2 separate regions of the Homo sapiens genome follow, and region 1 is linked to region 2. The links are chromatin loops, found by intact Hi-C in ENCODE. Cell type or tissue: ascending aorta. All regions are shown on one strand. Links, peaks and the distances in the headings refer to the core of each region. The heading gives the core; the rest is flanking DNA.

What was found. Hi-C counts contacts between places; a loop is a spot of excess contacts. Peaks named below come from ENCODE experiments on the same cell type or tissue, not always from the same donor. Only the 100,000 strongest peaks of a DNase experiment are listed, where the experiment ranks them.
Region 1: a loop joins it to region 2, with 3 times the contacts of the local background. A loop is called at or near these places in 1 of 110 quality-filtered maps.

What each region holds. Positions count from the first base shown.
Region 1 is chr2:22,497,482-22,502,871 of GRCh38, forward strand. No RefSeq gene overlaps it. Among named protein-coding and RNA genes, the nearest start is that of LINC01884, 36 kb to the right of the region's middle. In ascending aorta, for the core only: no CTCF peak of the experiment used is centred there; DNase peaks (open chromatin) are centred at 2,240 and 2,580; H3K27ac peaks cover 3,237 bases.
Region 2 is chr2:22,081,890-22,087,279 of GRCh38, forward strand. No RefSeq gene overlaps it. Among named protein-coding and RNA genes, the nearest start is that of LINC01822, 370 kb to the left of the region's middle. In ascending aorta, for the core only: no CTCF peak of the experiment used is centred there; no DNase peak of the experiment used is centred there; H3K27ac peaks cover 714 bases.

The DNA.
Region 1 (5,390 bases), core at 173-5,172, 420 kb after region 2:
GATTTACAATTTTATTTTTGCCATCTTGGTTTATGAAAAGCAGACTGAATAACATGCTAGAGATTGATTAATAAGAGAACATGGGACTAATCTTAAGGAGGCATTGGGTGAGATTATAACACTTAAGCTACTGTATAACTACAGAGTAACATTTTTAATAATCCTGAACAATATCTGTCTGTGACACCTTAAGATGAGTAAAATCAGCCTCTTTGTTGATATCATTAAATAGGGAAATGGTGCTGCATGTGCCCCAAACTACCAGTGACCAAATAATCAAAGAAGAGACGGAAGGCTATCTCTCCTGGAAGCTTCTGTGTTCCAACCTCATGCGGCAAGCAGATGTGCTGGCCCTGGCTGCATGGCTACAGTCTGCTCTTCACTCCCTGAGATGGCATCTGTCCCCTGCTCCTGTGAACCGGGAAGCAGAACTCCAACCTTCTTCTCACTTCCTGAGATGGCATCTGTGCCCTGCACCTGTGAACCAGGAAGTAGAACTCCGACCTTCTCCTCACTTCCTGAGATGGCATCTGTCCCCTGCCCCTGTGAACCAGGAAGTAGAACTCCAACCTTCAACAGTCTTCTCAGTGAATCCAGTCACACCAGTCACATTCTGAGTTCTGTAGCAAAGATCCATGAAGTCTTGGGCAGGGCTCTGCTACATGATCTGTACTCTTGTCTCAGTATCAAACACCCCTTCTAAGCTGTACACTGGTGCTGAGGGAAGTTTCTCTTTCCATTTCTCATACATTCTTGTTTCTAGCATCTAAATTGCTTTCTGGTTCTTCTATTCTCCAGTCTGGGATTTCCCTGAATTACTGGTTTTCCTCTTTTCTGTATGTGGAGTAATTCATCTCTGTAAATTCTGACCAGCATTCCCTCCTTACCTCATAGGACTGAGTGAAATTAACGCCCTCCGAGTAGTTGTCACCACTCTCCTTAGAAGCCTGTTTCATGACTGCAGTTCACTACTTGTGCCCTTCTTATCGGATATCATCTGCCATTTCAAAGTATTTATCAAAATGTTTTTGAAAATTCTCACAATGCTCTTCCTAAGAGGAACCAAGCTGAATAAATCAATATATTTTAAAGTATAGGCATCCTACACAATGAGAGTAGATACAGCAACTGAGAGCAAGAAGCAGAGATGACCCCATAATTGAGTGAGATACTCACATCAACATGCCTTATAGTCCCTGCAGAATTATACATTTGGTTAAAAAATAGTGAAAGCTCAGAAACCATGGCCCTGCTTGGAATTGGAATACAGTGAACATGCCTATGGACTGGAATAAGAAGTAGAGCTAATATATATATATGAAAGTGAAAAAGAGGCAGGACCCATCCTGAGAACCACCAGCCCAGGGCAAGCGAGGAATTAAAGAGCCAGCTCTGCTCCATCACCCAGTGCTCCAGAGAATGACGCGGTCTCCATGCATCAAAATTTCCTACGATGTTTACTGTCTGAATCCCAACTTCACTCTTCACTGCCATGAATGCCAGTCCTCAGCAGCAGAGAACTTCTGTTTGGCTCTTCTAGTTTTCAGCTCTTCACAACCATGCATTAACCACAGCCTTTGAACCATACTAACCAGTGTCTTCAAAAGGGCAATTTCACATTCTCCCCCTTTACTGATGGGAGCAGAGGAAATGCTACTCAGGGGAAGGAGGGAGATCCTTCAGCATCAGGACTGACTCCCAAAGGCTGCCACAAATTTATTCCTGCAACCCCCTCACACAGTCACAGAGCCCTATAGCAATGGTGTTGCCATGGCAACCAAGAGGCAGCCAAGAGGAGAATGGATCTTATCACCCCACAAGTGGTGCTTCAAGTCTTCCATCTCATCACTCTTTCCATATGACAAACTACGTCATTAAGATACCCCAGATAGTCATTAATTACTAAGTGTGTCTCCTCTACTCTAAGTTTGGTCATGCGAGTATCACCTAGAGGACACAGGAAAAGCAAGTTTCAGCCGCATGGTGGAAAAACTAAAAATGAGATTAGGATGCTGGGGAGGATTCCAGGGAGAGAAGACCAAGGAGGGAGAATCCTGGAGGTCATCTTACTCAATGCCCTTATCACAGCCCTCTGTGTGAGCATAGAGATGAAAAATCATGCAGTGTAACTTCTGATTGCCCTTTTCAAATTCCCAGAACAAGCACTATGAATCAGCAATGTCCCTTGGAGTGTGGGAGAAAGACTCCCAAGACAGCAGCTTAAGGCTGGCCAAGGTCTCAGGAAATCTATTTATGCCCTGGGTCAGCCAAGGCAGGGTTGGAATGAGAAAACTGGGATAGCTAAGCCCTTCGGGGGCAAGTTATTTTAGTAAGAAACCCATTTTGTAGAATTTAATAAATTCTAGGTTTTGTCACATGCTTTTTTTCCTTTCTATTTTTTCCCTGTTTTCATAAAAAAAAAAAAAAAAAAAAAAAAAAAAAAAAAAAAAGCTTTTTTATTTTTAGAGGACAAATGGAAAAGTCTCTCTCTTTCCATGACTCAGCCAGAAAAGTTTGAAGGATTATGGTGTTTTACAAGGCCAGATGTGAGGCATCAGGGATGGAAAGCTTGGTGAGGTGGGGGCTTGGGGAGGGATGCCTACTGCCTCACATCCTTTCAGGCTAAGGAAAGAATGTATTTGGCATCCAAAGTGCATGACAAATTTGTGTAACTTCACATACATCCTAGTGGTAGGGACAAGAGAAGATGTCTAATAGTGAGACATAGAGTCAGCAAGGTAGGCAAAACCTGGTCACGAGTATTTTTATCTAGCTACATAAAGGATTTAGATTTTGTTTTATAAGTTGTGCATAGACACTGATCAGATCTAGTTTTGGCCAGATTATCCAGCAAGGCTAGGAAGGAAATTGCAGCTGGGAGTGGTATTCATGAGGTCCTTAGGGGAGAGAAAAAGACATAATGTTCTAGAAAACAGTTTGCACAAATATGTTGTTGAGAACAGAGTTGCCTCTGCAGTGTTGTCTGAAAGGATGGAATTTTCCCCTTGTAGGTGACAACAGAGCCATTTCTTCACTGTGAAAGATCAAGTTTCAAGTGCACCACAGGGAGAAGGGTGAATGAGACCCATTGGTGGTAGAGTCACAGGAATGAGCTGGTAGGGGCAGAAGAACCACAAATGAGGGAGAAATCTGCTCATTTCCTTCTTTCTTGCCCCAAAGCAAAGCAACAGAATCTGGTCCAAAGGGCTGGTACAGATGGTGGAACAGCACAGCATATGCTCTGCAAGTACTTCCAAGAACCACCTATATCTTGGCACTTAAATACTTCACAACAGAGAAAATGTGCTGATAATTTATATATTCAATATGTGTTCATGTGTGTACATGCCCAACATTCACACACACAGAGCCAACACTCAGCAAACTCTGCATCACTAAAACTTAGCTTATGGGCCCTGCTTCCATTTCGTATGCTTTCCCTATTCCTAGTATCACCATACTCTCTTCTTTCTTCAGTCTTTAGCCCTGTTCTTAGGATTGTGTTCTTACATCAGTTTCTTACCCCTTCAGCAAACTCCAGGGTTCTTAGGGAACCCAATTGCTAATCCCCATCATGTAGAATAAAAAGCTCTTTCCTCTTTTTAGAAGAATTTCATGCATAACTAAGTATGGCAGGGAAAGTCTTTTATGACCTTGACCTCGTAGAATATAGTCCGCTACTTAGTAATTTTAATACTTAGTTTCTGTATACCTAAAACCAGGCATGGTCACGTGGAGGTACACTGGCATATACACACCCCACCAATACCAAGATCTGTGAGTTAAAACAGACCGACAGAAATGCCTCCTTTATTCTCCCTCTGCTTCAGTCTTTAGTCCCCACTGCCTCTGGTAAGTAGGACAATGGCCATCATTTCACCACAGCAAAGCAAACAAAGGAAGTGACACTAAGGATGCCCTAGATGGGGATTGCCTGTCTTCAAGTTTTAGACTTCTGATTTGGATTACTTTCAGAGCTAGTGTTACTCAATGGACTTGAAAACAAACTCATTTTGCAGTTATTTTCAGGAGGAATCTGTATCCTATCTCCAATATCCATGTGACTCTAAGCAGTTCACCTCTTCTCACTGTAACCTCTTCTACAAAACATCCCCAATGTCATTGTCTGCTCCAAATTTACACTTATTGTAATAAAGTAGACTAGGCAGTGAGTTCACAAACCTCTGGGTGTCTCAATCCTTCGTTAGCAAATTCTTGCCAGCATAGCTGTATGCATGACAACTCCCAACTCCTCCTCACACACTGATGTACAACACAACACACAGATACCCAGACCTACACATTCCCATTGTCCCCAAGACATCCAGAACTGTGCCCAGTCCCACACAGATGCATCTGCACACAAAAATGCACACCCTGGGTGCAAACATAGTCTCCACATATATTTATGCAAGTGTTTTATAAACAGCAAAACCTTGCTAATTCACAAGCCTCTTTGGCTGGTGGATTACTGGAGTGTGCAGATTAGAATTAAAACAAATGATTACAAAGTCAAGGATAGCCCATTGCCAAACACATTCTGTTCTTTTGCTTAGTGTTGTAGTTTTGCCTTAATTTATGGTAATCCTACCCACGCTGCAAGTTAATGTATGGCTGGTTCATAAATGGAGTGCAATCTACTACTCCATTTTGGCTGGGAAGGAAGAGAAGACCGCCAGGTTTTTAAACAAGTCTTAAAAAAAACAAAAATTACAGTTCTGCCACATATTAATGTGAGAATAGATGAGATTCCTCACTGTTCATATATATGGTGTATGTGGACAAATATATATACTCATAATGAAGTCCCAGTTCTGTGAAAACTCTTAGAACAGATGTTGAGTTTAATTTCTGTCATAATATATGATAGTTTGGTTTAATAAAAAAGAATTTACAGACTTCAGTAGCTTCATGTCCAAGGGCTATATCTCTGCACCAACTGTCATTTACTCCATCATGTCTCTCCCCTTCATTTCATGTGGGATTTCAGACCCATATTCAGTCCTTCATCCTTCTACCCTGTCTTGTGGTTTCTTCTTCCATGACAGGAACTGATGAAACTCTTTAATTGTGTCTATCTCTCTATATATTACACACAGAATTCAATACAAACTCAAAGTAGATTTTCACCAGAACCTCACGCCAACCAAGCTTTCCTTCAGTTTCCAGCCAGCCTTGCTTATACTTCAATCTAAGAACATACCATAAATATTCTACTTTCTTCAATTTCCTGATTCATCCCCATTGAGTTCAAATATACATGAATTTTTCTTAGCCTGAATTTTTTCCTCGACTAGAAACAGGTCATAATTTATCTTTCCCATGCATAGAATTTCTGATAAGTAATATGTATTTCTTCCCACTAGAAAAAAATCCCCGTTGTACCTGAA
Region 2 (5,390 bases), core at 84-5,083:
GTAATCCCAGCACTTTGGGAGGCTGAGGCTGGCAGATCACTTGAGGTCTGGAATTCGAGACCAGCCTGGCCAACATGGTGAAAACCCGTCTCTATGAAAAATATAAAAATTAGCTGGATGTGGGGGTGCATACCTGCAATTCCAGCTACTAGGGAGGATAAAGTAGGAGAATTGCTTGAATCCAGGAGATGGAGGCTGCAGGAGCCAAGATAGTGCCACTGCACTCCAGCCTGGGTGACAGAGCTAGACTCTGTCTAAAACAAAAAAAAAAAGGCAGTGAAATATAGTTGGATAGACAGAGAGATAGATATGAAAACTGAGTGAATTTTTCACAAGTCTAATTTTCAAACTTTTTAGACTTAGCTTTATAAAATTAGAACTAAGATATTAAAAAGCAAGTCACAAGTCACCAATAAGCTATGTCAATTTTGTTTGGCCTTCTGTGCCACAATGACTTTATCATCACTTCATTAGCTTATGCATGCTTTGTCAACAGTATTTCTCACAACAGTAGTGATTATAAACAAAACAGAATTACTACTCAGAAACTAGAGAGGTGGTAGGGAGATGGAGGATTTGAAAAACGCACCATGGAATGATTAAGAAGACCACATATTGTTTTCCACATACATGCCCAAAGAGAATGTGACAAAGAAGGTCAGAAATCATTAATACAGTAGTTAAAAGCAGCTGTGTCACTACCTACTCCAAATACCACTTATTCAGGAGGTCATTTGTAGAGATTGTATATATACAGATATACATATTTGTATACACATATCTATATATGCATACGTATATGCATATACACACACATATATATAAGAATAAGTGAAGAAAAGACCAAAGTTAAAGAAGACACACTACAAAACAACTGAAATAAAAGACAAAATAATTTTTAGGAGAAAATAAAAACCACCCAATATTTTGGATAGGAAGAAAGCTGCCATGTCACAAAACTGTAAGTTGCTCAAAAATTACCATGAAATAATTTCCTAAATAGGTTGAATTTTAACTTCATATAGAAAAATAAATCTAGAGATCAACAAAGGCAAACTAAAAAGAAAAAAAAATCAGCAAATTAGTAATTTCCTCACCCTAATAGAGAAAATCCACAATCAATATACTGCTTTTACATTGATATAGGAGTAGGACAGACTTCTCAACTTCAGCATTATTAACATTTTGGGCTAGATAACTATTGGGGAGAGTCTGCCCTGAGCATTGTAAGATATTTAGCTGTAACTCCCCGCTGCTAACTAGACAACACAGGAACCCGCCTGTTTGAAATTATATATATACACACACACACACACACATATATATATATATATATATATATATATATAAAATACATATATACACACACATATATATATATGTAAGTACATATATATATACATACACGTGTATGTGTGTATATATATATATTCCAACATTCCCAAATATTTACTGGGGGGAATAATCACTCCCTGTTGAAAGCTACTTATCTGGACCATTTATTTAACATGCAAACAGGTAAAAGTTCACTCATCAAAATTTACCAAAGATTTCTCAACACACTTAAAATCCAGTGTGGTCACCATATCCATCGTAACCCTAACACTTCTCCATAATCACTGTTTGTCACCTGTCATAGTCTTTGCTCTTCCTGGGAAAGGCCACCACATCCCCACTTGAAATCTTTATACTTCACGTTTTTCTTTTTTTTTTTTTTTTCTGGAATGTTGTTTCTTAAGAAATTACTAAGATTTGCACTTTCACTTTAAATCTCAGCTCTTCACAGTATTATTTTCTCTCAGCAGAGTACTGACTTATAAGTACAGGGACTCCATCTTGTTAGTGGCTGTAAGATTATAATCTGTAACAGTGATTTGCTTTCCACATGGGATGCATTCAATGAATACATTTTTAAAAGAATAAATAAATATATTCCTACAAATTAAAAAGGTGCATTTTTAAAAAGGGCAAGTAATATGTACAATAAACATGAACAAGTTTTAACCTTAAAATAACTTTTTTTTTTTTTTTTTTTTTTTTTTGGAGAAGGATTCTGGCTCTGTTCCCCAGGCTGGAGTGCATTGGCTCAATCTCAGATCACTGCAAGCTCCGCCTCCCGGGTTCACGCCATTCTCCTGTCTCAGCCTCCCCAGTAGCTGGGACTACAGGCGCCCGCCACCACGCTCGGCTAATTTTTTGTATTTTTAGTAGAGATGGGGTTTCACCGTGTTAGCCAGGATGGTCTCGAGCTCCTGACCTCGTGATCCGCCCGCCTTGGCCTCCCAAAGTGCTGAGATTACAGGCGTGAGTCACTCGGCCCGGCCGATAATATATTTTTAAAGAAACAGGTGTCATATGAAATAAGCTTAGCGAAAAAATTCAAAATAACTTGTATGGGCAAGGATGAGTTTAAAGAAAAGCTCCTCCCTATATGCAGCTTAGGGGTGTTCTATGTTATAAATGCGTTTGAAAGGTAATGATGGAAAAACTATTATTGAAAATGCAAATAATCTATGACTTAACAATTTAACCAATATTTAACTAATTTAATCAGTAAATTTTTTAGAGAAAATCTTGTATATTTGCACATAGAGATGTACTTAATGAGTAGTATTGCTTAATATTTAGTAACAAAGAAAAAAATAGGAAAATCTAACAATTTATTTTTTTTAACAGGGTCCTAATCTGTTGCCCAGGCTGGAGTGCAACGGCACAATCATGGCTCACCACAGCCTCAAACTCCTGTGCTCAAGCAATCTTCTTGCCTCCAACTCCCAAGTAGCTAGGACTACAAGCATAAGCTACCACGCCTGTAACAAAATTTGATCAACAAAGGAATGCATAAAAATGTATATTTATATGTTATACATTATAGAAATAAAATTAATAAATTTTACATAGATACTATTAACCTTAAAATAGTATAAAAGTCTTAAAATAAATTAAAAATAATTCATTTATCATTCTATATGTCTTATTTAGTATTTCATAAGCTAAAATACTAAACAATACTATATAAAACACACATATGTAGTAGAACATAATACAGAATGAAGAATATTCATCAAATTCATAATGGTTTCATCTGAGAAAAATGAGGAGTTATACCTGTGGATGGGAGCATACAAGATTTAGTTCCAATTTTGATTTTTCTCTGTCGCTTTCTGAAGAAGAAAAAAATTCTGAAGCAAATTATCACAGTATTTATATCTGTTTACTCTAAATCAGGTTACATGTAGGTTGCAACATTTTATAACTTTTTTGCTTATATTTTGAAAGGAAATAAAACGTTAAAGTTTTAGTTCAATATTTATGAAATGATTATTTGCCAAGCAATGTATTAAATGCTGAATCATGGAAGGTGGCACCATCACTTTGCATAGAGAAGAAATTTGAACTAGATTTGAATGAGAATTTATCATTTAAAAACTAAGGTAATGAGAACCAAAACATCATTACTAAGAATGAAAAAAGTATGAGCATGTGCATAATTTTGGAGGTACTATAGGATGAATGTTAGCTTACTATAGACAAAAAGTAATGTTATACTAAAATTTGTTCCAAGAGCTGTGATAAATTTGCAGATGGCTTCAAATGGAGAGTCCTCAGAATCCATGCTTGGTTCACCATCATCCTGAATACATTTTTAAAATATTTTAACATATAGTAAATAACTCTTCCAAGTTCAGAATGTTAAATTATATTTCTGGATTCACTGTACTATATTAGACTGTGGATATTAATTTAATAATTGATGTCATGCTTTTCTGATTCCACTGCTTATCTCACATTTGAACTAAGTCTCTAAGGCGAAGACAGAGCCAAATTGACATATTTCTTACAAAAACAGAAAGAAAAAAAATTAGATGAGGCTGGGTGCGGTGGCTCACGCCTTTAATCCCAGCACTCTGGGAGGCCGAGGCAGGTGGATCACCTGAGGTCAGGAGTTCGAGACCAGCCTGGACAACATGGCAAAACCCCATCTCCACTAAAAAAAAATAAAATAAAATAAAATATATATATATATACACACACACACACACACATACGTACACACACACAGACACACACACACACACACACACACACACACAAATTAGCTGGGTGTGGTGGTGCATGCCTGCAGTCCCAACTACTCAGGAGGCTGAGGTGGGAAGATTGCCTGAACCTGTGAGGTGGAGGTTACAGTGAGCTGAGATTGCACCACTGCTCTCCAGCCTGGGTGACGAAGTGAGACTCAATGTAAAAACAAAACAAAACAAACAAACAACCAAAGCAAAACTAGATGTATCCAGTGTTCTTGTATTTCAGAGAATTTTAGAGAGATGTCAAAAATAACAAATTTATTAAGGAAAGACAATAATGTTAGAAAGAAAAGCATTTTAAAATGTTTGCAAACACAACATTTAAAGCAACTGATTTATTAATTGAATTTGATGGAGAAAGTGTCTTCAAACTATTATCTAAATCCATTTGAAAATGATTTGTGATATCAACTTGCAAAAGATGATTTATTCTTCAAAATATTTATACTGTAGTGCAATTATAAAATGTAGTACAAATAACACATCAAATAAACATTCATTCTGAATTTTGTTGAGTGTGAGATCCAATTGTTGTTTTGTCTTGCCTGTGGCATCCTTATTCTTATCTCTTTGCTTAATTAATACTTCTGTTTCCTCCAGAAAGTGTGTATGAACTAAGGCAACTAACTTTAGCTGTGGCCTCTAAAATAAATATTATGGCACTTACAACTATTTAGGTGATTAGTTGGATCTTCTAGAATGTAAGTTTGGGGATTCATTTTACTTATTATCCCTCATTAGTATGGTAAATTGTCAGCATATATTACTTGAATAAATAAACGAACCTTGAAATCTCACTAATGAAACAGGAAGTACATTATTTTTAGCATGTGCAGTAGATATACTTACATAGATGAGGCATACAGTGTGTGAAAACTGGCTAAACATTGTAATACTGATGCCTAGAGCTTCATTGACCAGAATGCTAACTACCAAGGAAGAGAAGTTGGCAGTCTTGGGAAACTATTGCTGCCAGGAAAGAGTGAGGTAACTTAACAGAAGGCGTCAGTTGGAAGCAGGATATGCAAGAAAAAACAAAGAAAATAGACAATTAAGAAAATAAAAAGATAAAAAATAATAAGGCACATCAACATCTCCCATCACAAAGAAAGTTGCCATCCAGTGGATGAACTCTGTTTCACTTTACTAACAGACAAGAACACCTTCTATGTGAGAAACATACTAACACAATGAAGTTCCTCACCCTAGTTGGCATAGAGACATTTTCTACTGCCAGTCCTAGAAAATATGAGACATTTTAAAATGAGCAAAAATAGAAAGTAGCATTCTTACTATGCTGCTATA